Linked DNA regions of Homo sapiens: all the other regions are linked to region 3. Evidence: chromatin loops called from intact Hi-C (ENCODE). Cell type or tissue: PC-3. All regions are shown on one strand.

What was found. A loop is a pair of places that touch in the nucleus more often than their neighbours do. Peaks named below come from ENCODE experiments on the same cell type or tissue, not always from the same donor. Only the 100,000 strongest peaks of a DNase experiment are listed, where the experiment ranks them.
Region 1: a loop joins it to region 3, with 6 times the contacts of the local background. A loop is called at or near these places in 65 of 110 quality-filtered maps.
Region 2: it touches region 3 in a loop (15-fold over the local background); 33 of 110 quality-filtered maps call a loop at or near these places.

The regions. Positions count from the first base shown.
Region 1 is chr6:52,016,195-52,024,194 of GRCh38, reverse strand. PKHD1 (PKHD1 ciliary IPT domain containing fibrocystin/polyductin) reads left to right here. Exons shown (of 67, transcript NM_138694.4): 33 at 1,251-1,394; 34 at 6,566-6,785. Among named protein-coding and RNA genes, the nearest start is that of PKHD1, 67 kb to the left of the region's middle. RefSeq lists an enhancer at 1-145. In PC-3, a CTCF peak has its summit at 3,031 (motif pointing right); no DNase peak of the experiment used is centred here; H3K27me3 peaks cover 460 bases.
Region 2 is chr6:51,954,961-51,962,960 of GRCh38, reverse strand. PKHD1 (PKHD1 ciliary IPT domain containing fibrocystin/polyductin) reads left to right here. Exons shown (of 67, transcript NM_138694.4): 36 at 2,935-3,091. Among named protein-coding and RNA genes, the nearest start is that of PKHD1, 130 kb to the left of the region's middle. In PC-3, a CTCF peak has its summit at 3,009 (motif pointing right); a DNase peak (open chromatin) is centred at 3,010.
Region 3 is chr6:51,851,970-51,859,969 of GRCh38, reverse strand. It overlaps PKHD1 (PKHD1 ciliary IPT domain containing fibrocystin/polyductin), which reads left to right. Exons shown (of 67, transcript NM_138694.4): 49 at 3,900-4,077. Among named protein-coding and RNA genes, the nearest start is that of PKHD1, 230 kb to the left of the region's middle. RefSeq lists enhancers at 4,429-4,952, 4,953-5,477. In PC-3, CTCF peaks have their summits at 4,302 and 4,503 (motif pointing left); DNase peaks (open chromatin) are centred at 2,659 and 4,519; H3K27ac peaks cover 2,814 bases.

The sequences.
Region 1 (8,000 bases), 160 kb before region 3:
AGTATGATTAAATTTTTATCATTTTGTAATATTTCACAGGTGGACTCATATTTCAACAATAATAAGCCAAATGCACAGAACAATTAAATTGGTTGGACTGTTTTCTCCGTTTAGATATACCAAAAATTGCCTAGCCTTTCCCTCCAGTGAAGAAAAGCTTTCAATTTCTATTCACTTAAAGCCTTGTTGCACTTGAGATAGTTCAAATTTGGTTGTGATTTAGAAAGTAAGGAAAAAAACTATAGAAACAGAATCTTAGACTGTTGGAGTACTAACTAAGACATTTCTTAGAAAAAATTTGGTCTCAGCTTGGTGGAACACTGTGGGGACTAGGATTTGGCTCTAGTCTATCACTAATTTTGCTAATTTATGCTTGACTTTTCTGAGACTCAGCTTCCTTATTTGATAAAGGCACTACTCCCTAAGATTCCATGTTTTTTTATGATGGAAGAGCAGGGAAATAAGAAATGCATCTTAAACCAAAAGCATTATTTTTGAGTTAGTCAAGTGGCTAAGTACCACCTAGACCTGGTATGAAGGCAGTAGTGAGGGGAACTCTGTATCTCAGTGTAAACTAGAAATGTGGACTGGTTTTACTCATACAAATGTCCCAAAACATGTACAGTTATTGCATCACTATTAACAATAGCAAAAGAGGAGAAAAAATGGAAATTTCAATAAATAGGAAAATTGTCAAATAAATTGTAGCAGGGCCCTATAATGGAATTCTAAGTAGCTACTAAAATGAACTGGATCCATAGAGTTTTGAAAAAACATCTATGCTATACTTTGAAGCAAAAAAGCAAGTTCCAGAATAATATGGATAGAATAATGCTTTGAATCAGAAACATAGATGCTTAAAAATTCTGGAAGGAGCCATAAGAAACTCTATACCTGGGTACCTCCGGGGAGGGAGTCAGATGGTTGGGGGAATTTTTATTTTCATTTTATGGCTCTTTGAATAAAAAGTTTAAAAACTATAAATAAGCATTAATTTTCCATATAAAAATTGTTACATTAAAAAAAAACCTCTTTAACACAATAGGATATTGAATGTGATTGGAGTCAGACAAGGCCAGAGCCTAAGTGGAGAGGAAACTGAGGCCAGCAGCCACCTCAAGCCAGTTGTGCGGATTCTGAGGATGTGAAAAGAAGAATGGGTAGTGAGGAAGCAAATGTTTGAATTTTGAGTTGAGTAAAGAAGGGAGATTTGCCTGTATGATCAAGAACTTGTACCTTTGTCTTTAAAGGCTGCCTGGGTGGAAGGCTGGTGCATGTGTTTGGAGCGGGATTTTCTCCAGGGAATGTCTCAGCTGCTGTGTGTGGTGCTCCCTGCCGAGTCCTGGCTAATGCTACAGTGTCTGCCTTCAGCTGCTTGGTTCTGCCCCTGGATGGTGAGTAAAGATGCCACACACATATATTTTAAAGCATATATATGGAAATGATATTCTTTGGTTAATTCTATTTTTGTGATTAATGCTGTACTGACTACTAATTTCTCTATGTGTGCCTAGGAAAAGAATTTCTCTACTCCTCATCTAAAATGATAGTTAGAATCTGAGGCCACCTGTTAAAATGATTCATCATAACTTTTGTCATATTAATATGTCAATGTTAGATGAATATTGAAACACTTATCACCTGTGTTCTTAACTGCAGTCTTAGGATGACAGAGGAAGTAATTCTGAATTCTGAATATTAGTTTCAATGACAGCTATAGGAGTCATGGAGGAAACAAGCTCTTGGCTTTGTTCTGAGGTGAGGTTGCTGAAGACATCTGCTTATTGGAGGTACCAGTAAAGGGATGGAGATTTTCAAGCTGGATATCACTTGAAAATTAGCTTTGTGTGTTCAGTTTTCGGTTTCTTATTATAGGCAAAAGAGCCAACACTCATGTTGTCTTCTTGTTTTGCAATACTCACATAATTACTTATTTCTTATTCAGTAAAACACCACAATTGCTCACTACTTTAAGCTGCGTAGTGATCATATAAATTGTGGTATGAGAAGCCGTGTCTTTGTGGGGAAAGAGATGAGAGAGTAAGTTGCAAAGCTTGGGGATTCACAACACATGGTAATACCCCACTGAGCTTCAGGAAATAAAGTCAAAAGGAAGAAATTACTGTTATTACTACAGGACCTTACTACATTTGAGATAGCTCACATTTAGCCAGGTGATTACCTTATTTGCCTAATCATAAATCTTGTACCTGTGCACTTAACCGTTTACATACCTCCTTTCTGTGTAGTGTTTAAGTTTTATTCCTAATTTATTTGTCTGCAACTTGAATGTGGGCTAAAGATTTACAAAATGATAAAAGCACCACATCATCTGAGCTTGGATGAGAATTTAATGATGGATAATGCTATTGTGATGGAAATTTGTGCTGTGTTGTCTTATACAAAGAGGAGAAGGAGGGGAAGGAGGAGGGGGAAGAGGGAAGAGGAAGAAGAAGGGGAGGAGAAAAAAATTTTTGTTAAAATGCTAGAAATTGAGTTTCCTATTATCATCATGTATATAAACACATTATGGAAGAGAGATAGAGTCCACAATGGGAAATTTAAGATACAATAGAAGATTGAAGTTCAAAACATTGTCTGATTCACTGCTCTACCTCCTCTGCTAGGAACAGTGTTGCAGAGGGTATGTGCAAAATTAGTGCTTGGTGAGGAATAAATGAGAGATAGCATAAACAGAAAGCTAAGACTGCACATTTATAGGCTCTAATTTTTAACTAATACTGCTACATTTTTTAAAAAAGCTTTCATATATACACTGCTCAAATTAATATACTTTTAAAAGCCCCGTGTTATTATTTCAAAACACTTAATTTCAACTAGTATAAGATAAAAATCAATGATGTTTCAGGATCAGGTAAGTTGTGATATTTTAAGTTTTATAACTTCTTGGGGAAGAATAATAAAATAATTATTGTGTTTAGAAAGATTTAGAAAAGAACTCAACATTCCATGATTTTTTAAAGAGGAAAATTAGTTGGAAACTGTAACTATTTATATGGCCACTAGGTGTCACCAAACACTCATTGATTGTGCAAGGCACACATTTACTCTAGAGGAATGCATAATTTAACTAATTTTCCTTTCATAAAAAAGTCTTTTAAAAGACTTTCAATCACAATGTCTAAAGATTGAGAGGAAATTGTGAGAGCCAACTCCAGAGGTTTCTTACTTAAGATCCAAGATGGGATTTGGGGATTCTGTTAACCCGCTGAAACTGGATGAAGCATTTTGAGTGTATGACTGTGTATTTTTTTTTTTTCCCTAGGAAGTAGGTCTATAATGGACATCAAATGTCAAAGGGGATAGGTCTTAGACATTACTAGAAACTACTACTAATTTCTCCATTTTCAGACAGGATTGAGTACAACCAAGTTAGCTAAAAATCACTTGTATTTTTAAAGATTTTTCAGGGGAGAATTTCCCAGCAGCAACCCTTACAAGTGTTTCGCAGTTGCTCTTTTCAGAGAAATCCATCCTCTGCCTAATGGATGCTCCCCTACTCTAATTTTTTCAACCTTAATCAGCGGGTGGTTCTTTGGAAAGTGGAGTATTCTTAGTTCCTCTATGGCAGCAGTTCTGGAAGTGTGCTTCCCAGAGCAGTAGCTGCAAGGGCCTCACCCGGGAGCTTGTTAGAAATGTGAATTCTTGGGCCCTACTGAATCAGAAACTTTCCAAGTAAACATTTTAGTATCTCACTTTTCAGCCCTCTCTGAAATCCTATATTCTTTCCTAATTTGAAGCCCCAAATGAGGAAGCTGTTCTATACAAGCAAGTTCTGGCCAAATTGGGTAGCATCGTAAGATGCCTGTGTATCGTCTGATCCCATGTTTGTTTGTACAATTATACTGCAGTCTTGCTGGTTAATAAGCTTTCTGTTACCTACTGTTATCCCAAGGGGTGTGTGTGTGCACGCACGCATTTCTACCATGGCTGTGCACAGCTGGACTTTCCTCATATTTATATGATTTCTTTTTTTCTTTTGTAGTTTACTGTCTTACTCTTTTCATTTGTTCTTTTGTTTATTTCTGTTAACTTCTCTCATTTACCAAGGTCGCTTTGAATTCTGACCCGTGCTTTGAGTTTTTTTCTTCAGTTTGACTTTGTACCATAGAGTGATGTTTCACATTCCAGGTTACAGATAATGACCCTGAACTCAAACGTTCTTAATTATTGTTTTGTTTATGCCTGTGCCACAGAACTAATATGTTTTCTTTACATGTGTGGGGCAGGGGGAGTTAAAGCAGGGGGCTCTACAAATGTGCTTTTGCTATTTTGGAGGTCACCCATTTTTACCATCCCCACAAACTGTACTTCTAACCATAGGAGAAATTTCCTTTTTCTTGTAATGAGTTGCCAAAACATCCTGTTAGGTGAAACTAATACTTTGTGTTTGTTTAAAATGAGCAAAATCTTTGATCTTTGGCTTTCTTGCATTTATACCTTGAATTATACCACATGACATTTTCATGGAAACTTTAACTTTTCCATAAGGCATGGAAAGCTAAAGTGATTAAGGTCACGCAGCTATTTAGTGGCAGAACTTTGAGTAAAACCCATAGATTTTGATCCCCAGCCCTGGGTGATTTTCATAATCCTGCTTGTCAATTTGCATCTACTTAATCACCTTTAATGAATTCATTATTTTATAGGTGTGGAGCTTGTTTTTATTTGCCTTAGGGCTTACTAACTGGAAAGTTCTTATGTTTTGTCTGTTCATACAAGAGTCCTACTGTCAGTCATTTTTATTGCTCTAATTCATTCAAAACACATTCACAGCCAACCTCCTAGGTGCCAGGTGCTTTAGAATATAACAGCAACAATAGTACTATTTGGGCATGATTGCATAACTACAAACCCTCCCCCACGTACTTATCTCATGTAACCCTTGCCACAGCACTGTAATGAGGCGGGGAAGCACAGGTCTAAGCCCACGGCCCTTGATAACCTCTGTTGCATTACCCACATGGGCAGGCTTGCTGCAGAGGAAGCAGGCTACAGAGATTTTTTTAAATTTTCCCTCTTTATTAAGGTTTTCAGACAGAGCTGCTCCTAAACCATCTCATGTGGAGCTTTGTTCATCTTCTAGTTAAAGATCATTCCCAGTCTGCCTCATGATGCTTTTTATATGTGGGTCATGACTCAGAAAAAAATGGCCTGAGAGTCAGCATGCTTCAAATACTTGCTTTTTATCTCTATAACATGCTAATGTTTATAATTATGTGAAAATCAAGAAATTCATAAACTTATCCAAGTCAATAAGACAAACAACCCAATAGAAAAATGGGCAAATGAGAGAAACAGGAATTTCACAGAAGAGAAAACATGAGTTGTTACCAAACATAAAAAAGTTGGTCAACTTGGCCAGGCACGGTGGCTCATGCCTGTAATCCTAGCACTTTTTGAGGCTGAGGCAGGTGGATTGCCAGAGCTCAGGAATTCAAGATCAGCCTGGGCAACATGGTGAAACCCTCTCTCTGCTAAAATACAAAAGATCATCCGGGGTGTGGTGGTGTGCACCTGTAGTCCCAGCTACTCAGGAGGCTGAGGCAGGGGAATTGCTTGAACCCGGGAGGCGGAAGTTGCAGTGAGGTGAAATTGTGCCACAAGCCTGGGCAACACAGCGAAACTCTGTCTCAAAAAATAATAATAATAATAATAATTGGTCAACCTAAAAGTAATGATTGAAATGCAGATTAAGACGACAGTGAAATGCCATTTTACACACCTGATTGGCAAAAATTAAAAGTCTGATAATTTCAAGTGCTTGTAATTATATGGAGTAATGGGAACTTACAAATATGGCTGGTAGGAATACAAAATGGCACAACTACTTTGGAAAACAATATGGCACTATCTTGTAAAGCTGAACTTGTACCTACTCTTTGAATAAGAAATTTTCTTGATAGGCATGCACCCTAGATGAAATTTTGTACGTTTTTAGTAGCAAAAGCTAGGAAATACCAAAAAGTTCATTGATAAGAGAATAGATAAATTTATTGTGGTAGTTTCATGCAATACAATATTGAACAGCAGTGAAAATGTATTAACAATAGTTATATGTAGTAATGTGGATAAATCTTGAAAATATAATATGGAATGAAAAAATCAGACCCAAGAATATTTTATCATGTATCATATTTTATAAAGTTCAAAAACAAGGAAAACTCAATCTCTTGTTTAGGAATACAAATGTTTGTGATAAAACTATTTAAAAAATGCCAAGTGGTTATTTCTGAGAATGAGGAGGAAAGGGACGAACTTGGGGAGAAACACACAGATTTAAGTGTATTATAAGTGTTTTATATCTTATGTTGGCTGGGAAATTCACTTGAGTTTTTTTTATGATGATTATTCATATTTTACAAAAATGATACTTGTATTTTTCTGTGTACATTACACATATACAATACATTTTAAAAAAAGTAAACTGCTAACTTCATATTCCTATTGGTCAAAGGAGGACACAGGAACTTCATTTGTGAAACCGACTAGAGGCCTTAGGTTCTCTCTGTGGTTCTTTCCTAATGGTGACTGTTTCCTGCAGTGTCCTTGGCCTTCCTGTGTGGCCTGAAGCGTGAGGAGGACAGCTGTGAGGCTGCCAGACACACCTATGTGCAGTGTGATTTGACAGTTGCCATGGCGACAGAGCAACTGCTTGAATCGTGGCCTTACCTCTACATTTGCGAGGAAAGTTCCCAATGCCTCTTTGTGCCAGATCATTGGGCAGAGTCAATGTTTCCATCATTCTCGGGCCTCTTTATCAGGTAACTTTACCTTCTCCCTCCCTGAACTTCCCCACAAATGCTTGGCCAATGGACCGATGGAGCCATCAGAGAGTGTAGGCTGGGTGGATGTGGCCTGGCAGCCGTGGTAAGGGCTACAACTCTCTTGGAGGGGCCATTCCATTGTGGATTCCAGCCAGCCTGCATATCAAAGCATCTCCTGTCTTTTTCAACTGTTTAAGAGAACATCTGAAAAATCTGCCCAGTAAACAGCTCGCTTTGTTCTTGCTTAGATTTTAATATTTATCTTCCGATCCAAAGCAACATCTGGTGAATGCCAATGGGGAAAAAGATTAGACGTTATGAAAAACAGAAGGCTTTTTCCCCGCTTTCCTTTTTCTTTTCTTTCCAAACAGATTCACAAGTATGAAAAAAAGCCATAGAGAAATCCAGCAGATTGTACAATGTTTATTCAAAAGAAGGAGGGTTGCATAGGCGGAATTACTGTAGATCTAGGATTTAGAAGCCATAAGCGTATAAGCATTTTTTTAACTTAAAAAAGAGGCTGACAAATAAACACCACAACTTTCCAAGTTAACCCCCCTTTTCTAAACAAATAAAAAAGAAGTGTGACCATGCTAGTAATTCTGGATTGCTTTCATTTCAGCAAGGAGTTCCTTTCCTATACAGGGCAGTGTCTCATGACTGAACATTGTCATGTAAACTTCTTTATGTCTTACGTAGATAGAGTGGCTACCTTTGATTATCTAATGAAGGTCTCTTTTCTTTTTCTTTTCTTTTTTTTTTTTTTTTTTTGAGACAGAGTCTTGTTCTGTCGCCAAGGCTGGAGTGCAATGGCATGATCTCGGTTCATTGCAACCTCTGCCTCCCAGGTTCAAGGTACTCTCATGCCTCAGCCTCCCCAGTAGCTGGGATTGCAGGTATATACCACCACGCCCAGCTAATTTTTGTATTTTTAGTAAAGACAGGGTTTCATCATGTTGGCCAAGCTGGTCTCAAACTCCTGAGCTCAAGCAATCCACCCGACTTGGTCTCCCAAAGTGCTAGGATTATAGGCATGAGCCACCGTGCCCCGCCTCTTTTCTTATAAAATATGAAACTAAACAAGACCACTTCCCCACGGTGAAAGAGATAACCAGCTCTTTTCATGGCATCTGACTTTGTGATGTCCTGAGACAGTTTGTGTTTTAGTGTGAATTTGGCACCAGAGGTTTAGGTTTAGCTGGAGGAAAAGAG
Region 2 (8,000 bases), 100 kb before region 3:
AGGGAGGTGGGAATATAGCAATGACCCAAACCAAGTCTCTGCTTCATTTGAGTAAGCTTAGTAAGTGATAACCAAATATGCAAGGAATTGTATTATTTAATACTAGAATGAGGCATTATTAGGGGAGAAGGAATGAAGGAATGATTGGGGGTGCTTTTTAAAAATAATAATACAGGTAAGGAGGTGATACCTGAGCAGAGGCATGAATTAAGTAAGGGAGTGAGCCATGCAGATCTTTTGGGAAAGAGCATCCCGGGAGAGGCCATGGTAAGGGAAAAACTTCAGATGGGAGCTTCCTTTTTGTGACTCCAGTTTGCCTCCATCACTATGAACTTTGACACATCATTTAAACACTTTGAGCCTTTGCTTTCTCCACTGGAAAGTAGAGATAACAGTATTTGACCTTTCCACCTACTGGGTTGGGACCAAGTATAGCAATCTTTGAAGGCTGACAGGCTAGGCCAAGAGGTTATAGCACATGGAAGGCAGCAAATGGCATAAGCAAGTGCTTCAGAGCAAGAAAGTCTCTAAAGCTTATTGAGAGCTAGATAACAGATATCTGTGCTAATCATAAAAATTTAAAAATGTTCTCAAATTAATTAATGGATAACACCATGAAATAGTCTACCTTTGACCCACTTAAATATCTAACTAATGTCTAGTTGTTCCCGATCATTTTACTGTGTGTGTAATGAGCCCTGGTTTTCTTCATAGTTCTGTGGCTGGGTTATGGATCTGACCACCAGGTTAATGTCTCAGAAAGCGTTATGCTGCTGAAGTCTTCATATTTCTTACAGTTCATCAACACATCATTCTTCCTAGCTTGCTAGTCTTTGGGCGATCCTGGCCAAAGACCCTAAGCTTTGGATGTTGGTTTGGAGAAAACATCTTGGTTCCTTTTAAAGATATATCTCCTTCTCCTCCAGCCCTTGCTCTGAATTGATCCTTAAATTTTGATGCAGAAGTGTCATCTGAGAGGATCATTAAAATTGTAGGTCTCTGGGTCCCAATTCTTGAGCTTTTGATTTCACAGGTATATGATGACACTAGAGAAATCTACATTTTATTAAGCTCTAAGGAACACTGCCTAAAATAGCATCTGTAAAATTATGGGATAGGATTTTGCTAGAGTCCTTTCCATCTCTGGGCTTCTGGAAATCCAAGAGTTTTCAAATGTCCTTTTATCATGGACTCGCAGCTGACACTACAGATAACCTGGTTCACCCTGTTCTGCAGTTTACTTTACCATCTCTGTTTTTCCCACCTTCTTTCATTCCAGTTTCCTTTGATTTGCCTCCCTTTCCTCTTTCTGTATTCTACAGGAGTAAATTAAAGGGTTATAAGAATGTATAATATATATAGCCTTATAAGAAGTACTGTTTATTATTTTACCAACCTAAAGCTAGTCCTATAGTGAAATCATCTAGAGTTAAAATTCTCTCCTACTTTTGTAGCCTACAGATACTGCAGTTCACAACGATGCTCCTGGATCACCTATTCTTTTTTCTGTGATACTGGAACTGGTTATCACTATGCCTTATTTCCTTCCATCTCTTAAATTGTGATGAGTCATAGACTTTTACTTCTTTGCAGATGTAGAAAACGAATAAATTGCAAAGCCTTCTCAGTGATTGTGTTGGGTCTGCAACTTAGCACTGTTGACCTTGGGGTTTGTATCTTTTTCTGGAAAACGTAACGGCTCTTCTGGCAACACAATTTTCCATTTTCTATCTCAGAAATACTATAGAGCACTATTCTCTGTGTAGGTGTAGTTGTCGGTATTACAAACATGCCTTCCCTTCTAATGATCTTCTCCCATCTGCCTCTAACACATCATGAGAGGACCTTCTAGGTGGTTTATTTTTATAGGAACTTGGGCTTCACATTTGTTGGAATCTGAATGGGAAGAAGACTGGAGAGAGTGGCTTATACATGTCATATCTATTACCTTGAAGGAATCACCTTCTCTATTGTGATTTTATTATGTTTATCGTAATTATACTTCTACAACTTCACAAGGCATTTAGACATGTTACCAGCCTCTTGCATGAGCTCAATATTGCTTTCTGTGATTTTTATGTCCCTGTTTTAAAAAACGTATGACATCAGAGTGACCACAAATTAACAGGAAAGCCAAAAGTTCTGAGAGAGGGACTGAAGGCTGGGGTGGAGAGGGAGTGCTTCCTTTTCTGGCTTCTTCTGTCAGTACAGCTCCCTACCCCTCACTCAAATGTTCCAGACTATTTACTTGTCATCTGAAGTCAGTCGGCATTCTGCCTATGCCTGCATGGGCTTTGTTCAGCCCTGATGCACCAGGCACAGGGGGAAAGGCAACAATAATATCAAAAAAGGCCGAGTGGGAGGATAGATCTGAGCACTTAGGAAGAGGAATGTTCCTATAAAACAGGGACTCTTGGCAGTAGAGCCAGTGAAAAATGATACCAATTACATAAAGCAAAATGCCACCCATCAAGCAGAACATTTTAATTCTCCCTATTCCAGGCTATTTATGACTTTTTGTCCAAGATTCAATACATATCTGTAAAAATAAATGGAATCAAACTCATCTGTTAGGTAGAATGGGGCCTGTGCTAGAGGGGAAAAAAAAGGCAAGAAAACATTACCAGCATGTTATTGGAGAATTCCAGGGGCTGGGCACAGAAGAACTTCAAATATAATTTTGCCTCTCATGTTTTTTCCTGTTTAGGTTAGTTGTATGAAAAAGAGAGAGGTAACCAATTTTATGGAGACATTTAAAATATTTAAATTAATTTTACTTTCTTTGAGAAGTTTCTATTTTGATTCAATACTTATACTATCCCGCCCAAAAACAATGAATGAACCAACAAACCAACAAACCAGCGAACCAACCAACGAAGCAACAGACCAGCCAACCAACCAACCAACCCACCAACCCAGCTCTCTGTTTTCCAGGGCAACTTTTCTTTACAGTTCTGCCGGAGATGGTCCAGGACTCACAGCTGGTTTCCTGAAAGGCTGCCACAAGATGGCGACAACGTCACAGTGGAGAATGGCCAATTGCTTCTGCTGGACACTAACACAAGCATCCTCAACTTACTGCACATTAAAGGTGTGTGAAGTTTGTAGGTTGGTAATATTATTCTATATGATTATATCACTTGTAGGGGGGATGGAGGAGGGAAACTTTCTGGATAAGTTCCAGAACTTAGTTGACAATTTATCCTCAGACCAAACTGAAATTTTACTATGTAAAGGAAGAAGTGGTCAGAGGGTTCAAAGTGAAAGGCCTTTCTTTGGACTCATTATAAGCACAGAGCTTGATTAGTTTAATTTTTCAAAAACAAGAAGGTTAACAGTGTTCTCAAAGAATATGCTTCTTTATTCAAGCACTTTTTAGTCATGCTTATCCAGGACAGCCCCCACAATATAGCAAAATGCCCTGAAATTGGTTAACGTTGCTGCCTTTGAAATACCCTGCCAAGAAAGCCATGTCTTCCTGCTTTTACCCTGTTGTGGTTTTGACTTCTTGGTCCCATGGAAAGTCATATAAATAGGCTTTCTTATTGCAAAACCGGCTATATAGCTCTAGGGTTTATGAAGTTGGAAGAGGCTGAGATTTCGAATTTCAACCCTACTACCACATCTTCAAATGGCTAAGTCAGTTATTTCACCTCTTTGTGCATTTCTTTCCTTATCTGCTAAATGAGAATAAAAATCATGGCCTACTTTAGTGGCTGGAAATAAGGAATAGTTATCAAAATGCCTCTGTTCATTGGCAAATGAAAATTACATGGGAGATATGATTAGTTATGGATCTCTATGAAACTCTGCACTAAAACACTGTTCTTTACTATAAATATATTTAACACACAAACATTCATCCTTATTAAGATAAGAATATAGCTACATGAGGGGAAAAATAAAATATTTTAAAGAGGATAAACTAATGGAATTTTAATACCTGTCTCTTTTAGACCGAATCAGGATTTAGGCATTTTGTCATTCTCTATTCTGGAAGCTGTTTTTTTTCTCTTCTATAGCAAGGAGAAGTTTTCAGTCAAATCAGTTAATTAGTGCCCTTTAGGGGATAAAATGGTCTGTCAGCTTGGGCTCTTGCCCTGTCTTTGTGTGTGTGTGTTTGTGTGTGTGTGTGTGTGTGTGTGTAGCTAGTGGCTATGGGAATGCCACTATAGACAGTCATCAACTACCTAAGGACCAGCAATGACAAAGGAAAATTACAGACCTAAAGCCTCATTTCAGAGAAAAGATACTCTTGGCAGGCCTTTAACCAGGGCTTTCTCCATATGAATCAAATTCTGCAGGAGTATGGGCTCCCCTTCAGGCATTCAAAGGTCTTGGCCTTATATTGCTACTACCATTTGGGAGAAGTTTCCCAGCTGAAAGTCTTGGATTACTAAATCTCTGGATGTACTGTTACTTCCAGGTAAATCATGAATAGTGTTGACAGCACCAGAGGCTGAAAACAGAGAAGAGGCATCAGAAGGAGAGAAAAGTGTAGGAGAAAGGCAGGATAAGTATAACATTCATTTGACTTCTCACTCTTAAGGATTTAAATATCTGAGCAATCCCAATACTTGCCCCAACCTCCAATAGTGGTTTTTCTTAGCATTTCTGGTTTAGGTAATATTTCACTCTCATATTATTTAGATAAGTGAGTTAGGTTTGGAAAGGCAAACCCTCATCCTGTGGAGAGGGAGAGTAAGTCATCTGAAGGGTCTCTTCTTTCTCTTGGGGAGGAGGAGTAGGTAGGATGTAAGGCTAAGTAGTAGATTCCAGTTTCTGCACGAATAAGATACAGGAGTTGTTGGCAAAAGACAGAGCTACCTAGAGTGAAACGCTGAGGTTTTTATCATAGAGATATAGGTCATAACTTCTAGAAAGAATGAGAACAGGGCAAGGACACAGATCAAATTTTGTTCAACAGATAATTTGTGAATGCTTATTGAGTGGCCTAGGATTCCTGTGTGAAATACAAGAAAAAATGAAGAATAATACTGGCAGTAACATGTAATATTACCAAAGAAAAATAATTAGAAAGTAAATGTAAAAGACTAAAACTTCTGGTTCTAAAATAAGTGATGCTGGCAGTGAGGCCGAATGTATACTGGGGTAATCTTGGTGTCAGTTGTGTAAGATTAGAGTTGGAGAGCGGAGAGGAGGTGAAGGGCAGATCATTTGTGTCTGAGACATATTGCGATCACATAGATATTAACATATACACAAATCAAAGTTTGAGGAAATTCTCCATCTCACTTACTGGAATTGTATACATCCAGTGGCTCAGACCAAAAACCATGGAGGCATCCATGACTTCTTTCTTTCACCTCCTATGACCACCCCATCAGTGAACCCCGTCGGCTGGATCTTCAACATGTGTCCCATGTAGCAACACTTCATTGGTACTAACCTAGTCTTAACCACCACATTTTTGGCCTAGACCATCTTAAATTGCCTCTTATTTTGTTCCCATATTTCAGATTCCTTGTTTTCATTAGTAGTAAAACCCTAATTTCATTGGTGGCAACAAAGTACTCAGCTGAAATGCTCTGTTTCCTGAACACTTTTGTAGCTAGACATAGCCATGTGGCTAAGGGCTTACCATGAGATAGAAGAAGTACCCTGCAGAACATCTGAGAAATTTCCAAAAGTAGAGATGACCCAGTAGGAACTACACCCTATTTTCCCTTCCTTCTTTCTCTTTCCTACTTGCTGGTATATAAATGTAATAGCAACATTTTCGGCCACTATTTTGGACCATGATGCTACTTGTTAGTTAGAATGGAAAAGCGGAAGAATAGGACAAACCCAGGACCCTGATGACTCTGGAGTTGCCATGATAAGGCATTCAACCACCCACCTCTGAAATAACTTTTTGTGACAGGAAAATAAGGCTTCATGGGTTTAAGTAATGGATATTTGGCTTTTATGCTATATGGTAAAGTAAACCCCCAGCAGTTTATGGTCCATTTCCTTTAAAAATTTAAGTCAAATCTCTCCTCAAAACCTCCAGTGGAATCTCAACTCACTGGGAATCAAATCACTGGTCCTTACTATTATTTAACCTCTGATCCCCTTGTTGACCTTGTCTTTCTCATTCACTCTGCTCTAGCTCTTCTATGAATATACCTGCCTCAGGACCTTTGCCTGTAATGTCTATGGCCTGGAATGCTCTTCTTCCACATTCATGTGGCTGGCTCACCTATTTCATTTGCTCTTTGAGAAAATATCAACTAATCTGGGAGGACTTGCTGGCCATCATTTCTAAAATTACAGCCACCCCCCAGGACTCTTTATCCTTTGATGTTGCTTTACTTTTCTTCATAGTACTTATCATCACATGGTATATTATCAATTTACTTGCTTGTTTATAGTCTGTCTCCTCTACTAGAATAAGCTCAAAAAAGACAAAGGATTTCATCAATTTATTTACTGTTGTCTCTTCAGGGTCTAGAACAGTGCCTGATGCATGACGAAGGCTCAAAAATTTTATGTTGATTGTAGAAAGAATGGACAAGTAAATGGTCCTGGGTGAAATTTAAGAAGTGTATATTTTAAACCCTTGCTCTCTTAAATACCACTTTTCCCAGCTAATTTACTTTCACTGTCCTTAGTTGTTCTCACTGATTACACACACACACACACACACACACACGTATGTATAAGTACACACATATACACTTACATATTCACATATACATATTTACACACGCAAAATATGTACATACACACATATGTCTATATATATTTGCATATTATGATGAATTGTTAGGAATATAAAATCTGTTGGTAAGTTATATTTCTGTTTCTAAAAGGCATATGACCAAAGTCTTCACTGGTGAAGAACTACAACTTTCAAATATCTGATCAATGTAACATAGCTGTAAACCTCTTTTAATGTCTTCCCTTGGTCTATAATATGTGTGAAAGTACTTGAAAGATAATAAAGAGCTCTTCAAATATAAGATTGAATAATCACAATCATCATCAACAACAACAACAGTAACTCACCCTCCAAATATTAGTTACTATCTTTTTCATATACATTCACAGTGTCAGAAAAATAGCTGAGTGAAATTTTCTTTACTTTTTCTGATACCATCTGCAGGCTTAGATAAAGCCTGAGAAATTTCAAGCCAAAAATAATTTCTTCAAAAGATTTTAACCGACAAAATATGAAGTATTATAATGGAAGTACTTTCTCAGCCATTTCTATATTACAAAGAATACATTCTACATGAAGTATATATATTTTGAAAGGATTACTGCTAAGTAACAGTGAAACTAGATCACCTAAGAACTACATTTGGAAATACTTTATGAAGGTATTACATCCTTTATATTATTTTTCCATTCATGGAAGCCAGCATCCTGATATGTAGAAAACTGGGCTCGTACAACAGGAAAACCAACACTTTATGGACCCTCAAGAGTCTTGAACTCTCTGTGCCTTACTCATATTTTCATCTATAAAATAGAATTGACATTTTTTTCTTACACATATTACTTATATAGTAGAAGGCAGGGTCATAAATTTTTGGGGGGCAATTGAGAAGTGGCCCCAATGTTTTGTGTCATTATTTATGATGCTATATGTACTGACTCCCAACTTAAAAAGTAGCAGATTCTTTTGTGACTGTGATAAGAGCTTCAGCTGCATTTATTATTTTATTTTAATTAGAAAAAGATCCAGAACTTTTGTCTACTTACTATCTCTACTTCTTCCCTCCTTCCTGCCCTCCCTCCCTTTTTTAAAAAAAAAATATTTTTTAGGGGCACCGTTAAACACAAAAGAGAATTAACCCAATCAATTAATACTAATGAGCTGGGATGGAAATAGGCATATTGCCTTGATTTAGTTAATTATATTTTCATTCTTTTATGTTAAGATGCCCAATGGCCATAGGCATTGCTGAATTAAAATTTATTATTTTTATTCCAAGTAATTATGATGAGCCATAATCACAAAGAAGGAACGTTACCCTCTTGTCAGAGCATTC
Region 3 (8,000 bases):
CAGTGTGCTATGGTATGTCTCTGGTTGGCCAAGGAGTTTGCATCAGATTATTGGATTCTGACTAGAAGGAGAAGAACCTCAAAAGGAAGGTGCAATGTTTCCAAAGACAAATAGAACCAAATTATTGCTAGCATTTAGCAGTTTGACACTATTTGAAGAGGGACCACATTTGTATGGGCCTTCAGAAACTGGGGAGATTATCTGAAAAATGCTTCCTTCAATAATTGAAATTGTAATCTACAGAAACTGAGTCAGGGGAAATAACATCCTAAAAATTGGTCTGTAAATGTGGTGTTAATTGAAATTTGACGAGCAATTAAGTCCAGTTAAGGTGACCAGGGGAATTCTTGGGACCACATTGCTGGAATTAAAAAATATTTCTGGAAATATCTACCCAATTGATTATACTATCACATATTGAGGTAATTTTTTTTTTTTTTTTTTGGGACGGAATCTCGCTCTGTTGCCCAGGCTGGAGTGCAGTGGCGCGATTTCTGCTCACTACAGGCTCTGCCTCCCAGGTTCACGCCATTCTCCTGCCTCAGCCTCCCGAGTAGCTGGGACTACAGGCGCATGCTGCCACGCCCAGCTAATTTTTTGTATTTTTAGTACAGACGGGGTTTCACCGTGTTAGCCAGGATGGTCTCGATCTCCTGATCTCATGATCCACCCGCCTCGGCGTCCCAAAGTGCTGGGATTACAGGCATAAGCCACCGCTCCCGGCCGAGGTAATTTTTTTTAATGATCAACGTGGTATGCATGAGAAGATAGGTGAGGCAGGAGGAATTAAATGTGAACAGATGGATGCTTTTGAACAGAGATCTTCTTTTGGTTTGTAGTTAAAACTATTTTTAAAAAGTGGTTTAATTGACAGCACTTGACTAGGATTGCAGAAATATGAGTTTTCAAGGAAATCATAGCATTTTCCTAGACCAGAGACCATTATTAGTGCACATTGCTTGTGTGTGCCTAGGAGAGGTTTTCTGACCACTGACTATGTTTGTCCTCTTGGCAAATATCCTACTGATATGGGGTTGATTGTATCAAGCTCTAATAACTTAGGATCACCCAACTGCTGATTTCTTTTGAAAATAAGTTTGCAGGAAATCTCTTGACCCTCATGTGATTTTTCTAGGTAGACTTCCAAGTTGGGGAGAAATGTTACTGCATAACCAGCTGGAGTGTTCTGATGCATATAACACTTGTTTATTCAGTCAGAAAATATTTGTTAAACTCCCACTATATGAAAGGCACTTTTATTTCTTATGGTCAATCATTAACTAAAAATTCTGATTTATCAATTAGTCTCTCTTGGATTTAGGTCTTGTGATTTAAATAAATCACAAGATTTATTTAAATAAATCCAAGCCCATATGTCTCAGTAAAAACTGGAAGGATATACTTTTGGAACCTGAAACACTTATAATCATTCCCTGTACTTGAGGAAATTTAGATATTTCTAGTGTGTTTTATTTACTGACCACAGTACCTACTGTAGCCAATTTTGACATTTCTTAGTTCGAACTTACCTCTTATCATGTTTGTTTTACACTTATGTCCCCAAAGCTTATTTTTATTTGCTAAATATAGTTGGGCCAAATTGTTCCTGGAAAATATCCTGGGATTATGGGACTCATGGTTTCCATCAGGGGAAGAGAGAGCCATGATGACTGAGCGCAAATGGCTAGAAATTCTAAGAAGGGAAATTTAACATTCTAAAGCTTTTCTAAAGATTACAATTTAAAACTAAATCCCATATATGGAATGTTTTCTATTCGAAGATGTAAACACCCCATAACTGAAAGAAGGGGAGGGATGAAATATGGTGGGAATTCCTGCACTGAATTGGAAATTAGAACAGATGATCTTTGTGTTCATTCTGATTCTAAGAATATAGGTTGAGAATTGTCCATTAGTTCCAATTTAAATCCTGAAGGGGTGGGTGGGGAAGGGTGGACAACAAACCTAAGTATCTAAAACCCAAAGAAAGGAAGACATTTTCCCCTCCTCACAAGATTTCTAAAGGTTCAGTTAATGCTGCATAGGGAAATCTGAAAAAAGAATAGTTCTTTCATTCCCAAATGCCCTGAGCATTTTTCATCCCTTTCATTTCATTAGTTCATGGATGAAACAAATACATTTAATCTTGCAAGAAATATGTGTCAAGTGCTACATTGCCAGGGTCAATGATCTGTACCATGGAAGGGTTTTTGGTATGTTTTTAAATGACCGAATATCCTGAATAAACCTCTAGGCATTCAAATAAGTAGTGCAGAATGGTAAATCTGGCATATTTGAGGTTCTTAAATGAGACCTAAGTAGATGTTATTGGCCTTGGTGAGTGCTTTATGTAGATTATCTTTATGTTTCATAGTACCTATATGAGATCTATTCTATTGTTGCCTCCATTTTAAAAAGAAATGAATCTAAAGGTTAAATAGGTGCTGAAATTTGCCCAGGTTTACACACCTACTGAGTGCCAATCTAGATTTCAGTTGTTACCCATTTGTTCCAGTGCCCAAGTGTGCAACACTTAAAAAAGTTCCTTTTTGAATTATTCCACGGGCTTATAAATTGGCTTTAGATATACTCATGCCCCATCTCACTGTGAAAACCCAATGTCCTCTTTTGACTCATTTCCCTTACTTTGAGAATTTAATTATCTGCCTGCGGCAAAATGCCACAGTTAAAGATTCTCATGAAAACTAAACCAAAGGAGGAAGAACAGTCATAATGTGTATTGATTTTTTTTTTTTTTGGATTTTGCTTTATTTCTTTAGGTCCACTTTCACTCTCTTTTAGGGGTCTAATCATTGGCTAAATCTACTTATGCTTTAATGAAGTCTTAAAAATCATTTTCTGGGATGGCTGTATAGAATAAGTTGGGTAACTGGATTCACAAATTTCGAGTTCTACTTTGTGATACTCACATATTGCTTTTGCTCTACCCTGCCTCAGTCTCCTCATTTGGTAAAATGCAGTTCTTCTGAACGTTTTTATACGTTCTATATATAGAACTTTATATACATTAGAAAATGTCACTGGCTGCTTTTGGAAGATCTCATCTATGCATTGTTCATTCATATAACAAACATGATTTGGGTGCCACTGTGTGCTGGGCCCTGTGCCAGGGCAGAGGATACCAATAAGAAAGGGGAAAACACCTCTAACTTAGGGATCTTATAATCTATGTTTTTAAAAAGGCAAAGCCAAGAACACATAGGTACTGTAATAGCAGTGAGTACTAGGCATTACACAAGACTGCAGGAGAGGAGCAGGTTACCTCATCATTCTAGAGAAGGATGCTGAAGCCACTCCTGCTGGGCATTTTGAGCAGGACTTCTGAGAGTCTCAGCACCTAGGCATGTCAGGTCCCAGGCCTCTGTCAATTGTTCCTCATGTGAATATCCAATTACCAATAATAATGTTTTTTGCTGTTGATAAATCTGGTCCAAGGCAAAATTCTGGCCATAGACATTTCTTTGTTAAAATCATAGTATATAGTCTTGGTTCATACAAAATCATTAATGTGACATTTATTAGTGGTGGAGGTTGCAGTGAGCTGAGACTGCGCATTGCACTCCAGCATGGGCAACAAGAGCGAAACTCCGTCTCAAGGAGAAAAACAAAAAACAAACAAAATAAAAAACCTGAGAGTCACCACCTCCAGTTCACCAGGACATTGTAATTTGCAAATGATCCAATGGCAACTTCCCACTGGGTTGTTTTCACTCACACAGTGACTGCTAAAACCTCCCTAGACATACAACTAAAGAGGGCCTAAGACATATGTGGAGAGAATGGAAAGATGATTGCAATTGATGAAAGAGGAATGTATTGGATTCAGAATGAGCAAATAATCTCTCAACCCATTTTTTTTCCTTTTAAAATCACCTTAGAGCGAATACTCCTGAAGTTTCTTATGATTTAACCATGACTGACAGCAGAAATAAAACAACCACTGTCAATTATGTACGTGATACATTGTCTAACCCTCGTGGCTGGATGGCTCTGCTCTTGGACCAAGAGACCTACTCATTGCAATCTGAGAACCTTTGGATCAACAGATCTCTGCAGGTAACCCAAGGAATCCATTAGTTGGTATGCTGCATTCTCATTTGTTCTTATCTTTCTTTGTTTGAGATAATGGGTTGAAAGAGGAGCAGGTTATCTCGTTATTGAAAGTCTTGGCATATTCTGATGCAGATAAAGAAAACTTCAATAGTATTTTGGCCAGATGAATATAAGCTAAATATGAGATTTGGTTGCTTTTTAAACTTGAAAATTTTAGAATCTATTTATGTGTTATTGTGAATGCAGAATGGTTACGCCTGAAAATTTAAATTTATTAATACAATGAGAAACAACCTCTACACATCTTATAGCATTGCATTTCTTTAAAACTTATTGGTCAATAGCCAATTTACCCTAGAGAGAAGTGTTTGTAGCCAGAGAAAATGCCTTACCAAAGCATTTATACATTGCATACTGCCACCTTGTGGTCAAAGATTAACTTGCCAATCGAAGTCTGTATGAGTCCCCAGGCTGGATTGGGTTAAGGGAGACAAATAAGAGCAGTGAAGATAGAAATGGCCGTGTGGCAAGATGGCTTACTAGAAACAGAGACGTTCGGAGGCTACCATCGAAAAAACAAAACAAAAACATAATAAGCATGTGAAGCCTTCATCGGCAACCAAGGTATCCAGGTTCTCTTATCAAAATTGACTAGAAGGCTGGCGTGACCCACGGAGAGAAGGAAGAGCAGTGTGGTGCGGTGGCCCACCTGAGAGCCACACGGGGAAAAGGAACTCCGTTCCCCACAGCCAAGGGAGGCGGTGAGTGAGCCGCTACCCAGCCGGGGAAACTGCTTTTTCCACGGAATTGTGCAACCCATGGGTCGGAAGATCCCACTCGCGAACCCACACCACCACCCGGGCCTAGAGCCCTAAGCAGATTCTTACAGCCTCTCAGCTGGAATCTGCTTAAGCCTACCAAACTCCCGCGGGGAGGGGCGACCAGCACTGGCTGCAGCTGCCTGCTGTCTAAGCCATTTGAGCTCCCAGTTTGGAGCTCAGGAGAGGCAGCAGCCAGCACTGGGACTTGCAACTGCCTAACATGCTAAGCTCTGTGGATGGGGGAAAGGCAGCACCCATTTCTATAGCTCTAGGCTGCGTTTTTTCCCTGTTGGAGCCAGGGAGGCTGGATGGCTTTGTCCCAAGACTTGTCCCCACAGCCCAACATACCAGCTGTGGCTGTCTGCAGCCAGAGTGCCTCTTTGGGCCTAACTCTGACCCATCCTTCCTCAGTGGGCAGGCAGGGCTTCCCCGCAGGATCTCCAATAACTCCAGCCAGAGGCTCCGGGACAGAATTCATATCTCCCTGGGTCTGAGCCCCAGGGGGAGTGGGTAGCTGCAGTCTCCGTGGACCAGCAGACTTGGCCTGTCCTCCTGATAGTTCTGAGGAATCCCGGCAGCCCAGACGAGTGGGTTTCCCCCCAGTGAAACACACCCTCTCCACCAAGGGACAAAGTGCTTTGTTGAACGGGTCCTGCTCCTCATGCCACCAAACTGGGTGAGATCCTCCAACAGAGGTTGTCAGACACCCTATACAGGAGCGATCCTACTGGCATCAGGTTGGTGCCCCTCGAGGTCAGAGGTCCCAGAAGGAACAGACACCCATCTTTGCTGCACTCCTGTCTCCTTGAGTGACATCTCCAGGCATGGGAGCAAATCAGATGAATAGGGCCTGAAGTGAACCCCCAGCAAACTGCAGCAGCCCAACAGAAGAGGGACCCGAAAGAAAAACAAACAAGCAGAAAGCGACAACAACAGCATCAACAACAACAAAAACAACAAAAAGGCCCCCACAAAAATCCTATCCAAGGGTCAACAGCCTCAAAGACCAAAACTAGACAAGCTCAAAAGGATGAAAAAGAATCAACGAGAAAATGCTGAAAACCAAAAAGGCCAGAGTGCCTCTTCTCCTCCAAATGATCACAACATTTCTCCATCAAGGGCACAGAACTGGATGGAGGATCAAATGGATGAATTGAGAGACGTAGGCTTCAGAAGATGGGTAATAAAAAACTACAATGAGTGAAAGGAGCATGCTCTAACCTAATGCAAAGAGGCTAAGAACCTTGATAAAAAGTTAGAGGAATTGCTAACTAGAATATCCAGTTTAGAGAGGAATATAAACGACCTGATGGAGCCAAAAAACACAGCATGAGAATTTTGTGAAGCACACACAAGTATCAACAGCCGAATTGACCAAGTAAAAGAAAGGATATCAGAGTTTGAAGACCACCTCACTGAAATAAGACATGCACACAAGAAAAAAGAATGTAAAGGAATGAACAAGGTCTCCAAGAAATATGGGATTTCATAAAAAGACTGAACCTATGATTGATTGGAGTACCAGAAGGAGACAGGGAGAATGGAAAAAAGCTGGAAAACACACTTCAGGATATTATTCAGGAGAAGTTCCCCAACCTAGCAAGACAGGCCAACATGCAAATTCAGGAAATGCAGAGAACACCATTAAGACACTCTATGAGAAGACCAACCCCAACTCCATGAGAAGACCAACATATAATTATCAGATTGTCCAAGGTCAAAATGAAGGAAAAACTGTTAAAGGCAGCCAGAGATAAAGGCCAGGTCACCTACAAAGGGAAGCCCATCAGACTAACAGCAGACTTCTCAGGAGAAACTCTATAAGCCAGTGGAGATTGGAAGCCAATATTCAACATTCTTAAAGAAAAGAATTTTCAACCCAGAATTTCATATCCAGCCAAACTAAGTTTCATAAGCAAAAGAAAAATAAAATCTTTTCCAGATAAGCAAATCCTGAGGGATTTCGTTACCACCAGACCTGCCCTGCAAGAGCTGAAAGAAGCACTAAATATGGAAAGGAAAAACCGGTACCAGCCACTATAAAAACACACCAAAATATAAAGACCAATGACACTACAAAGAAACTGCATTGACTAGTGTGCAAAATAACTAAATTATATCAAGATGACAGGATCAAATTCACACATAACAATACTAACCTTAAATGTAAATGGGCTAAATGCCCCAATTAAAAGACACAGATTGGCAAATTGGATAAGGAGTCAGGCACCCATCAGTGTGCTGTATTCAGGAGACCCATCTTATGTGCAAAGACACACACAGGCTCAAAATAAAGGGATGGAGGAAAACTTACCAAGCAAATGGAAAGAAAAAAAAAAAAACAGGGTTTGCAATCCTAGTCTCTGATAAAACAAACTTTAAACCAACAATGATCAAAAAAGACAAAGAAGGGTATTACATAATGGTAAAGGGAACAATGCAACAAGAAAAGAAACGCTAACTATCTAAATATACATGCCCCCAATACAGGAGCACCCAGATTGATAAAACAAGTTCTTAGAGACCTACAAAGAGACTTAGACTCCCACACAATAATAGTGGGAGACTTTAATACCCCACTGTCAGTATTAGACAGATCAATGAGACAGAAAATTAACAAGGATATGCAGGACTTGAACTCAGCTCTGGATCGAGTGGACCTAGTAGACGTCTGCAGAACTCTCTATCCCAAATCAACAGAATATACATTCTTCTCAGAGCCACATGGCACTTAATCTAAAATCGACCACATAATTGGAAGTAAAACACTCCTCAGCAAATGCAAAATAACTGAAATAATAACAAACAGTCTCTCAGACCACAGTACAATCAAATTATAACTCAGGATTAAGAAACTCACTCAAAACCACAAAATTTCATGGAAATTGAACAATCTGCTCCTGAATGACTCCTGGGTAAATAATGAAATTAAGACAGAAAGAAGTTCTTTGAAACCAATCAGAACAAAGAGAAAATGTATCAGAATCTCTGGGACACAGCTAAAGTAGTGTTAAGAGGGAAATTTATAGCACTAAATGCCCACATCAGAAAGCTAGAAAGATCTCAAATCGATACCCTAACATCACAATTAAAAGAGCTAGAGAG